2 separate regions of the Homo sapiens genome follow, and region 1 is linked to region 2. Evidence: read pairs that join two places in POLR2A ChIA-PET (ENCODE). Cell type or tissue: Panc1. All regions are shown on one strand. Links, peaks and the distances in the headings refer to the core of each region. The heading gives the core; the rest is flanking DNA. Region 1 overlaps B4GALNT3 (beta-1,4-N-acetyl-galactosaminyltransferase 3). Region 2 overlaps NINJ2 (ninjurin 2).

What was found. Peaks named below come from ENCODE experiments on the same cell type or tissue, not always from the same donor. Only the 100,000 strongest peaks of a DNase experiment are listed, where the experiment ranks them.
Region 1: POLR2A ChIA-PET joins it to region 2 with 10 read pairs; 2 of 35 experiments call an interaction of 5 or more read pairs at or near these places.

What each region holds. Positions count from the first base shown.
Region 1 is chr12:488,569-493,954 of GRCh38, forward strand. All of the region lies in intron 1 of B4GALNT3 (beta-1,4-N-acetyl-galactosaminyltransferase 3), which reads left to right. Among named protein-coding and RNA genes, the nearest start is that of B4GALNT3, 31 kb to the left of the region's middle. In Panc1, for the core only: no CTCF peak of the experiment used is centred there; no DNase peak of the experiment used is centred there.
Region 2 is chr12:576,814-582,199 of GRCh38, forward strand. All of the region lies in intron 1 of NINJ2 (ninjurin 2), which reads right to left. Among named protein-coding and RNA genes, the nearest start is that of NINJ2-AS1, 51 kb to the right of the region's middle. In Panc1, for the core only: no CTCF peak of the experiment used is centred there; no DNase peak of the experiment used is centred there; H3K27ac peaks cover 3,229 bases.

The DNA of each region.
Region 1 (5,386 bases), core at 300-5,299, 88 kb before region 2:
TACCTGTGGAGTGGTATAGTGTTGTGTGAAAGTGGATGTCCCAGCCTGGGCAACATAGCAAGACCCCATCTCTACAAAAAAATTTAAAAATTAAATTTTTAAAATTTTTTTAACAATGGCACATGCATGTAGCTCCAGCTACTTGGGAGGCAGAGGTGGGAGGACTGCTTGAGCCCAGGAGCCCAAGGTTGCAGTGAGCTATGATTGCACCTCTTCACTCCTGCCTAGGGAACAGAGTGAAACCCTGTGAAAAAGAAAAGAAAGAAAAGAAAAAAGAAAGCAGATGTGGTTTACTTGTATGTTGTAAACTCTAGGGCTCCACTGGAAAAAAAAAAAAGTATAACTGATATGCTAACAAAGGAGAGAAATAATGGAATCATTAAAATGCTCGCTTAAAACCACGGAAGACTGCAGCTATAAAAAAGAATGGGTTCATGTCCTTTGCAGGGACATGGATGAAGCTGGAAACCGTCATTTTCAGCAAACTAACACAGGAACAGAAAACCAAATACCACGTTCTCACTCATAAGTGGGAGTTGAACAATGAGAACACATGGACACAGGGAGGGGAACATCATACACTGGGGCCTGTCAGGGGTTGGGGTGGGGGGGCAAGGGGAGGGAGAGCATTAGGACAAATACCTAATGTATGCAGGGCTTAAAATCTAGATGATGGGTTGATAAGGGAAGCAAACCACCATGGCACATGTATACCTGTGGAACAAATCTGCATGTTCTGCACATGTATCCCAGAACTTAAAAAAAAAAAAAAACCCACAAAATACAGAAAAAGAAAGGAAGACAAAAATAGAAAGAGAGCGTAAGGGCAATACATAGACAATAGTAATAAATATGATAGATATTATTAACCCAGGTATTTTAATAATCATTTTAACTGTGAATGGTCGAAATAAACCAATTAAAAGATGGAGATTGTCAGAGTGCATCTAAAAACAAAACCCAACTGTATATTTTCCACAAGATAACCACTTTAAATAGAAAGACTCATATAGATTAAACGTAAAGGAATGGAGGAAAATATACCATGCTAACACTAATAAAAAGAAAGCGGAAGAATAGATGAATCCACTGTTAGAGTTGAAGACTTCAACATCTCTCTAGAAATTGACAGATGCAGCAGCCGGAAAATTGGTAAAGACATAATTGAACTTAACAGCACCATCCGTCAACTGGATATAATTGACATCTATGAACTGCTTCATCCAGCAATAGCAGATTACTAATTCTTCTCAAGCTCACATGGAACATTTACCAAGATTGACCATATTCGGGGTGGTAAAACACACCTTAACAAATACAAAAGAATAGAGTTATACAATGTCTGATCTCAGACCACGATGGAATTAAACTAAAAATCAATAACAGAAAGATAACTGGAAAGTCCTCAAATATATGGATATTTAAAAATGTGCTTTCGAATAACACTTATGTCAAAGAAGAAATCTCAAGAGAAATGTAAAAATCTTGAACTAAATGAAAATATAACCTAAAATTTGTGGGATGCAGTGATAGCAGTGCTTAGAGGGAAATTTATAACACTGAATGCTTATATTAGAAGAGAAGAAAGATCTAACATCAATGACCTAAGCTTCTACCTTAGAAAACTAGGAAAAAAGAGCAAATTAAATTTCAAAAACAGAAGAAATAATGAAAATTGGAACAGAAATCAATGAAATTGAAAATAGGAAATCAGTACAGAAAGTTAATAAGACCAAAAGCTGTTTCTTTAAAAAGATCAGTAAGATTGATAAGCCTCTAAGCCATGCTAACTAAGAAAAAAAAACAAATTACTAATGTCACAAGTGAAAGAGGAGACATCACTACAGATCTCATGGACATTAAAAGTATAATAAAAGAATATTATGGGCTGGGTATGGTGACTCACATATGTAATCCTAGCACTTTGGGAGGCAGAAGTGGGCAGATCACTTTAAGCTCAGTAGTTCAAGACCAGCCTGGGCAAAACCCCATCTCTGCAAAAAATACAAAAATTATCTGGGCATAGTGGCTTGTGCCTATAGTCCCAGCTACTCAGGAGGCTGAGGCTGGAGGATCATTTGAGCTGGGAAGTGGTGGTTGCAGTGAGCTGAGATCATGCCCTGCACTCCAGCCTGGGTGACAGAGCGAGACACTGTCTCAAAAAAAAAAAAAAATTACGGACAACTCTACACCCCAAAATTTGACAACCTAGATGAAATGGACCAATTCTTTGAAAGACACAATCTGCCAAAACTCACACAAGAAGAAATAAACCATCTGAATAGTCATATCTACTAAGGAATTTGAAGAAGTAATTAATAACCTTTCAAAACAGAAAGCCCCAGGCCCAGATGGGTCTGCAGATGATTTCTACTAAACATGTAAGGAGGAAATTATGCCATTTCTCTACAATCTCTTCTAGAAGATAGAAGCAGAGGGAATACTACCTAACTAATTCTATGAGGCCAGCATTACCTTAATACCAGACCCAGACAAAGACCTTACAAGAAAGAAAATTACAGATTAATATCTCTTATGAACATAGATGCAAAAATCCTCAACAAAATATTAGCAAATTGAATCCAACATGTGTAAAAAGATTATACATCATGGCCATTTTTTCTAGGTATGCAAGGGTGGTTCAACACTTAAAAATCAATTAATGTAATTAATCACATAGGCAAAAAAAGAAAAATTACATGATCATATCAATAGATACAGAAAAGATATTTGACAAAACCTGACACCTATTCATGATACAAATTCTTTTTTTTTTTTTTTAAGACAGTCTTGCTTTGTTGCCCAGGCTGGAGTGCAGTGGTGCAATCTTGGCTCACTGCAGCCTCAACCTTCTGGGCTCAAACAATCCTTGCTCTTTAGCCTTCTGAGTAGCTGAGATTACAGGCGTGCACCATCATGCCCAGCTAATTTTTGTATTTTTGTAGAGACGGGGTTTTGCCATGTTGCCCAGGCTAGTCTTGAACTCCTGAGCTCAAGCAATCTGCCTGCCTCGGCCTCCCAAAGTGCTGGGATTATAGGCATGAACCACCACACCCAGCCTGATTTGTGATACAAATTCTTAATAAACTAGGAATAGAGGGGAACTTCCTCAACTTGATAAGCAGTATCTACAACCTACAACTAACATTATACTTAATAGTAAGAAACTCAAAGCTTTCCCATTGAAATCAGGAACAAGGCAATAGGCCGGGTGCGGTGGCTTACGCCTGTAATCCCAGCACTTTGGGAGGCCGAGGTGGGCAGATCACGAGGTCAGGAGTTCAAGACCAGTCTGGCCAACATAGTGAAACCTCGTCTCTACTAAAAATACAAAAAAAAATTAGCCAGGTGTGGTGGTGGGTGCCTGTAGTTCCAGCTACTCGGGAGGCTGAGGCAGGAAAATTGTGTGAACCCAGGAGGCGGAGGTTGCAGTGAGCGGAGATCATGGCACTGCACTCCAGTTTGGGCACCAGAACGAGACCGTCTCAAAAAAAAAAAAGAACAAGGCAAGAAAGCCACCTCTCACTGCTCCTTTTCAACATTATACTGGAAGTCCTATCTAATGCAATAAGACAAGAAAAGGAAAAAAAGGTATACAGGTTGAGAAGGAAGAAATAAAACTGTTCACAGATGTCATGATATTCTATATAAAAAATCTGAAAGAACTGACAAGAAAACTGGAACTAATAAGCAAGTATAGAAGGGTTGCAGGATACAGGGATACAGATGTCAATTGCTTTCTGATATACCAGCAATGAACAAGTGGAATTTGAAATTAAAAACTCATTAATATTCACATTAGCATCCCCCCAAAATGGAATATTTAGGTATAAGTCTAACAAAATATTTGCAAGATCTAGATGAGGAAAACTACAAAACTCTCATGAAAGAAATCAAAGAACTAATTAAGTAAAGAGATATTCTATGTTCATGAACAGGAAGAATCGATATTGTCAAAACATTTGTTCTTCCCAACTTGATCTACAGACTCAATGCAATCCCAATCAAAACCCCAGCAAGTTATTTTGTGAATATTGGCAAACTGATTCTAAAATTTATATGGAGAGGCAAAAGACCCAGAAAGTCAAGTCAGTGTTGGAGGCAAAGAACAAAGTCAGAAGACTGACACTACCTGAATTCAAGAGAGTACGGAGCTACAGTAATGAAGACACTGTTATATTGGCAAAAGAATGGATAAGTAGATCAATGGAATGGAATTGAGAGTCCAGAAATAGACCCATATAAATTATATTCAACTGGTCTTTGATAGAAAAGCAAAGACATGCAATGTGGTAAAGATAGTCTTGTCAACAAGTGGTGCACATATGCAAAAAAAAAAAAAACCTAGACATAGTTCTTACACCCTTTACAAAAATCAACTCAAAGACCTATATGTAAAATTTGAAACTGTAAAACTTCTAGACAACCACATAGGAGAAAACCTAGGTGATCTTGGGTATGCCAGTGACTTTAGATTTTTAGACAACACCAAAGTCAGAATCCATGAGAAACAATTGATAAGCTAGACTTCCTTAAATGTAAAATCTGTTCTGCAAAAGACAATGTCAAAAAGAACAAGAAGACAGTCTACACAATGGGAGAAAACATTTGCAAAAGACATATTTGATAAAGGATTGTAATCCAAAACATACAAAGACAATAAGAAAACAACCCCATTAATGGGCAAAGCACCTGAACAGACAGTACCAAAGAAGATATAAACATAGCAAGTAAACACATGGAAAGCTGTTTAAGATCATATGTCATTAGGGAAATGAAAATTAAAACAACAATAAGATATCACTACACACCTATTAGAATGGCCAAAATCCAAAATATTGACAACCTCAAATGCTGACAAGGACATGGAGCAACAGGAACTCTCATTCATTGCTGGTGGGAATGCAAAATGGTACAGCCACTTTGGAATTCAGTTTGGCAGTTTCTTTCAAAACTCAACATACTCTTACTTATTCCTTATTGTAAGGAACTAAGACCTTCTGTACAGTGTTGAAATATAATGGTTTTTTTTTTTTTTTTGGTTTTTCACGAGAAGGATATAATTCACCATTTTATCTAGCAAGATTTTGAAAACAATGAGAGCATCTCATCTCAGCCACTTTCCTTAGCAGTTCCTGCTTTTATTCATTTGCTTTTTATGTTGCCTCAGACACAGTTTTTATTTCATTAAAACATGAATTGTGCAGATTTGGAGGCAGTTTAAAAAAAATGAAAAGTAACAATAGATAGAGGTAGGGGGTGAGTTTTATTAATATCCTGGAAATTGATCACCCAATCAGCAGTAGAGTCCGTGTTGGAAAGGCAGTCCACACTTCTCCATAGTTCACTCAGCGTGAGGTTCCCTCAATGAAGTTCTCATTTTTAA
Region 2 (5,386 bases), core at 170-5,169:
AATATCCACCCTAAACAAGAGCACTTTCCCAATCAGCGCCTTGTCCTGGGGCTTCCAGACCCATCTGGCCTTTTGCTCTTTGCTCTATGCCCACTTGAGCTGTGAGGTTCTCAGAGACATTCCCCAAAGCCCTCCCAGCCGATCTCTGCTGACTTCAATCCTACTCATCCCTCAGGGGCTAACAAAATTGTTAAAATTTAAACAGTAATAATTAAATAATGATATTGCTGTATGTCAGGCATGACTCCACAAAGCAGGTATTAATACAGATGGTCCCCAGCTTTCGCACCATCGTAAGTGATACACTTTACAAACTGTCCTTCGAGTAGCCATACAACCACTCTCTTTTTCACTTTCAGTACATTATTCAATAAATTACACAAGATATTCAATAGTCTCTTATAAAGTAGGCTTTGTGTTAGATGATGTTGCCCAGCAGTAGGCTGGTGTAAGTGGGCTGAGCACGCTGAAGTTAAGCTAGGCTAAACTATGAAGTTCAGTAGGCTAAGTGTATTAAATGCATTTTGACTTACAATATTTTCAACTTACTATGGGTTTATCAGAATGTAGCTCTATCATAAGTTGAGAAGCAACACTAGTCTCATATATATATATACATATATATATATAAATATTTTGGCACGATCTTGGCTCACTGCAACCTCCACCTCCTGGATTCAAGCAATTCTCCTGCCTCAGCCTCCCAAGTAACTGGGATGTAGTCCCATTCTACAAGTGAAGAAGTTGAGGCTCAAAGAGGTCAAATGCCCAAAGTCACCAGATACTGAGGGATGGCCCCAGTGTCTAAATCCTAAGCCTGCGTTTTTCTCCTATATGCCAGTGGTTCTCCATGTGTGCTCCTTGAAGTAGCAGCAGCAACATCACCTGAAAACTCACTAGAAATGAAAAATTTTTAAATTTTTGTAGAGATGGGGTCTCACCATGTCGGCCAGGCTAAGTCTCAAACTCCTGAGTTCAAGCGATTCTCCCACCTCAGCCTCCCAAACTGTTGGGATTACAGGCGTGAGCCACTGCACCAGGCCCCGAGATCACCCTTTTATTTTTATTTTTTTTTAAGACAGGATCTCCCTCTGTCACCCTAAGGGAGGAGACCATCCCTCACATTGTCTTATGCCCAATTTCTGCCTCCAAATAAAGAAGAAGTAAAAACTAAAAGGCAGAAATGAAATCCACGAGCAGACAGCCCGGCCCCATACCCTGGGCCTGGTAGTTAAAGATCGACCCCTGACGTAATCAGTTATTTGTATAAGAAAAGCACTGTGAAGATCCCTGTCCTGTTCTGTTCCGTTCTAATTACCGGTGCATGCAGCCCCCGGTCACGTACCCCCTGATTACTCAATCAATCATGACCCTCTCACGCGGACCCCCTTAAAAGTTGTGAGCCCTTAAAAGGGACAGGAATTGCTCACTCGGGGAGCTCGGTTGTTGGAGATGTGAATCTTGCCAAAGCTCCTGGCCGAATAAAGCCCTTCTTTCTTTAACTCGGTGCCTGAGGGGTGTTGTCTGCGGCTTGCCCTGCTACAACCCAGGCTGGAGTGCAGTGGTGCAATCATGGCTCACTGTAGCTTCAAACTCCTGGGCTCAAGGGATCCTCTTGCCATAGCCTCCTGGGTAGCTGGGACTACAAGTGCACACCACTACACTACATTTTTAAAACGTTTTTTGTAGGAATGTGGTCTCGCTATGTTGCCCAGGCTGGTTTTGAACTCCTGGCCTCAAGGGATCCTCTCATCTTGCACCCTCAAAGTGCTGGGATTACAAGCATGAACCACTACACCCGGCCGAGAGCACCCATTTTTTAAGTATTAGAGCTGGCCTTTGAACCCAGCCAGGCTCTGGATTCTGTGTCCTTAACTGCTACAGCCCTGGAAGCATAGGCTGTGTAAGTCCCTCAACAATGGGGACCAGTCTAAAATATTTATAGGTAGCATATCTAGATCATTCCAGAGAGGAGTGAATGGATCCAAACTGTCTTTTGAACCAGCAGCCAGAGGCCCCAGCAGCTCCTGTCTTCCCAGCCCAGTGCTGCCAGCTGCTGCTGCTCATGAGTCTGTAAGGGTCTAGTGCTTTTATTCCCAGATCCTTTTCATGTCCTCACTCAGAAGCACTGAGAGCCTCTCGTTTTTGCTGAACCTTAGATTTTGTGATGGAGCCTAAATCCAGACAGGAAACCTAAACACGGGTAAGTGGAAAGGACTTTCAGAACAATTAATCATGAAGCAAAATGTCAACATTCCACATAAGGGTGTATATGAGTTTTGTATGTCCCCACTAGATTATACATTTCCAAAAGGTAAGAGTTATTTCCTCGGGATTTCAGGCAATTAGAATAAGAAGCAATGAGAGCTGAGCCTGCAGTCTCTGGCTATCGTCCAGGTGAGACCTCATGAAGTAGATCAGATCTGACAGTGAGATGGGAGAAAGGGAAGGTGGTGAATTTCCCACCCCACCCAGCCCTGCAGACAGCCTGCCAAGATTCCTACTGAGTTCAATGCAACAAACCTGTTTCCAGCTCCTAGCACGAGCTAGGCATCTAGGATACAACGAAGATCCCTGCCTTCCCGAAGCCCCTGTGAAAGAAAACTAGACTCTTGAGACCCCCAAATTCACCATGATGAAGAGAAAGTTAAGCTTGGACATGGAGTCACACAAAACAAAACAAAAACAAAACAAAACAAACAAAACAAAACAAAACAACTGCCTTCCTTGTGTTCCCAAACGGCAGTCATTTCACATGCTTACTTTATCTTACATAAAATGCGGATTCACCGAGCCCAGGACAAATACATAATTGATCCGCCCCCACTCCCTCTTGTCACATGTAAAATGTAGATTCATCGAGCACTATCAGAGCCTCACAAGAATGTGCCCCGAGCCTCACTGCCTACCCAACCTCCTTTTAAAAAAGCTTCCCCTCTTGCTTTGCTCTTTCCCTTTAAATATTGAAATTCCCAAAATCCTCTTTGGAAAAAGCATAGGTCACAGATCCTATGGTGTTTCTTTTCTCTGAGTTCACCCTCAACCTTGGCAAAACAAATCTCTCCTCAATGGAGATCTGTCTCAGTCACGTTTCGGTTTACATCCTATTCTCCTAATCCCCTAAAATGACAAAGCTTAGCAGAGAATAAGAGAATAAGCACTGGGCTGGGAAGACAGGAGCTGCTGGGGCCTCTGGCTGCTGGTTCAAAAGACGGTTTGGATCCATTCACTCCTCTCTGGAATGATCTAGATATGCTACCTATAAATATTTTAGACTGGTCCCCATTGTTGAGGGACTTACACAGCCTATGCTTCCAGGGCTGTAGCAGTTAAGGACACAGAATCCAGAGCCTGTATAAAGTGTATAAAGGGGGAAGCCAGGAGATAGAGAGCTTATCCATCCCTCCCCAGTGGAAAAGCTTCATGGGAACAAGGGGGCGCCTCACCTGGAGTGCTGAATGAATGAAGGAGTGAATGAATGATGCATTTGTCAGCAGTGCATGGTGGCTCACACCTGTAATCCCAGCACTTTGGGAGGCCGAGGCAGGTGGATCACTTGAGGTCAGGAGTTTGAGATGAGCCTGGGCAAAATGGTGAAACCCCATCTCTACTAAAAATACAAAAATTAGCCAGATGTGGTGGTGCACGCCTATAATTCCAGCTACTCGGGAGGCTGAGGCAGGAGAATCACTTGAACCTGGAGGCAAAGGTTGCAGGGAGACAAGATCACACCACTGCACTCCAGCCTGCATGACAGAGAGAGACCCTGTCTCAAAAAAAAAAAAATATATATATATATATATCCATTTGTCATTCACTGCATTCAGAAGAGACTTCAAAGGCAGGACCAGGGTGAGCTGAACTCCATGAACCTCTTCTGTGGCACCTTCTGGGGGTGCCTGCCAATGGCTATAGTATACAAACACCTCGACTGCGCTGCTGACTCCCCTCCATATGCCACGGCAGCCACAATGTGTTTTCTGTGTGTGTGTGTCTGTGTGTATGCGTGTGTGTCTGTGTGTATGCATGTGTGTCTGTGTGTGCATGAGTGTCTGTGTGAATGTGTCTATGCATGTGTCTGTGTGTCTGTGTGTGTGTCTGTATGTTTGTGTGTGTGTGCCTGTGTGTCTGTGTGTATTCATGTGTGTTTGTGTGTATGTGTGTGTCCATGTCTCTGTGCATATGTCTGTGTGAATGTGTGTGTTCATGTCTTGTGTATGTGTCTGTGTGTGTCTGTGTCTGTGTGTGCGTGTCTCTGTGCCTCTGTGTGTGTGTGCATGTGTCTCTGTGTGTCTGTGTCTGTGTGTGCGTGTCTCTGTGCCTCTGTGTGTGTGTGCATGTGTCTCTGTGTGTGTGTGTGTGTCTGTGTGTGTGTCTGTCTCTGTGTGCGTGTGTGTGTCTATTGTCCCTGAGCTCAGCAGTATCCTGGGTCCTGGCCATAGACCTGTAGATGAGACAGGCTACAGACAAGGCAGGGATACTGGTGCATTATCCGGAGGGAGCTCGGGGGGCCCAGGAGGTCAAGATAGAGAAGTCCCTGAGCACTGAGTCTGGGGATCAAAGCCGCTCCTGATTGGTGGGCCAGCCTGAATCTGCTGCGCCTGCCAGCTTCAGCCAATCCAAGGAGGCCTGGGCCTGGAACCAGCCTGCCTGGATTGCCTGGCCCTAGGACTCATGCCTTTTCCCTGCCAGCAAAGCAGGTCCAGCCTGGATCCTCATACCGGGGCTCTCCTGTCCTTCCTCAGGATTCGAAATGGGGCCAGTCACACATTCTCCCAGCCCTGACACCTGAACCTGAGCAGCAGCTCTGTGAAGGGGGCCAGGGTCTGCTCTGGGGAGAAGGTAAGCAGGGGAGGGCCGGCAAGTGGGTGCAGGGATCTGATCCCACTGCTGACCATCCAACTCACGCAGCTTCGGTGCTTCCCAGCTCACTCGTCTGTAGAAAGAGGAGACACCCCTTCCTCCTCGTGGTGAGAAGCTAGTATCTGGTGAAATAGGTGAGCTGCTGCCAAACTCAGCAAAACCCTCAGCAAAAGTCAATGTAAGTCCCAGGCGATGTCTAACTCAGCCCCAAGGTGTCCTGAGAACCAGATTCTCCGCGGACGCTGAACACACAAAAAGCCCAGCCCTGGAGGGATTCCAATCCACAGCCTCTCCCTGGCTCCCTGCACTGACCCCATGTGCGGCCAGGCTCCCTGTGCATCCCCCTTCACTTCTCACAGAGGCCCTGTGAGGGGAAACAGGCTCCAGAGAGGACAGAACTTACCCAAAGTCACACGGCTAGGAGATCAGAGGCAAGATTTGAACCCGGGTCTGTCCTCACCACTGTGTTCCTCCTCCCGCAGCTCTTAGGCCAGAGTCCTGGGGAATCCTTTCCTCCAGTGCC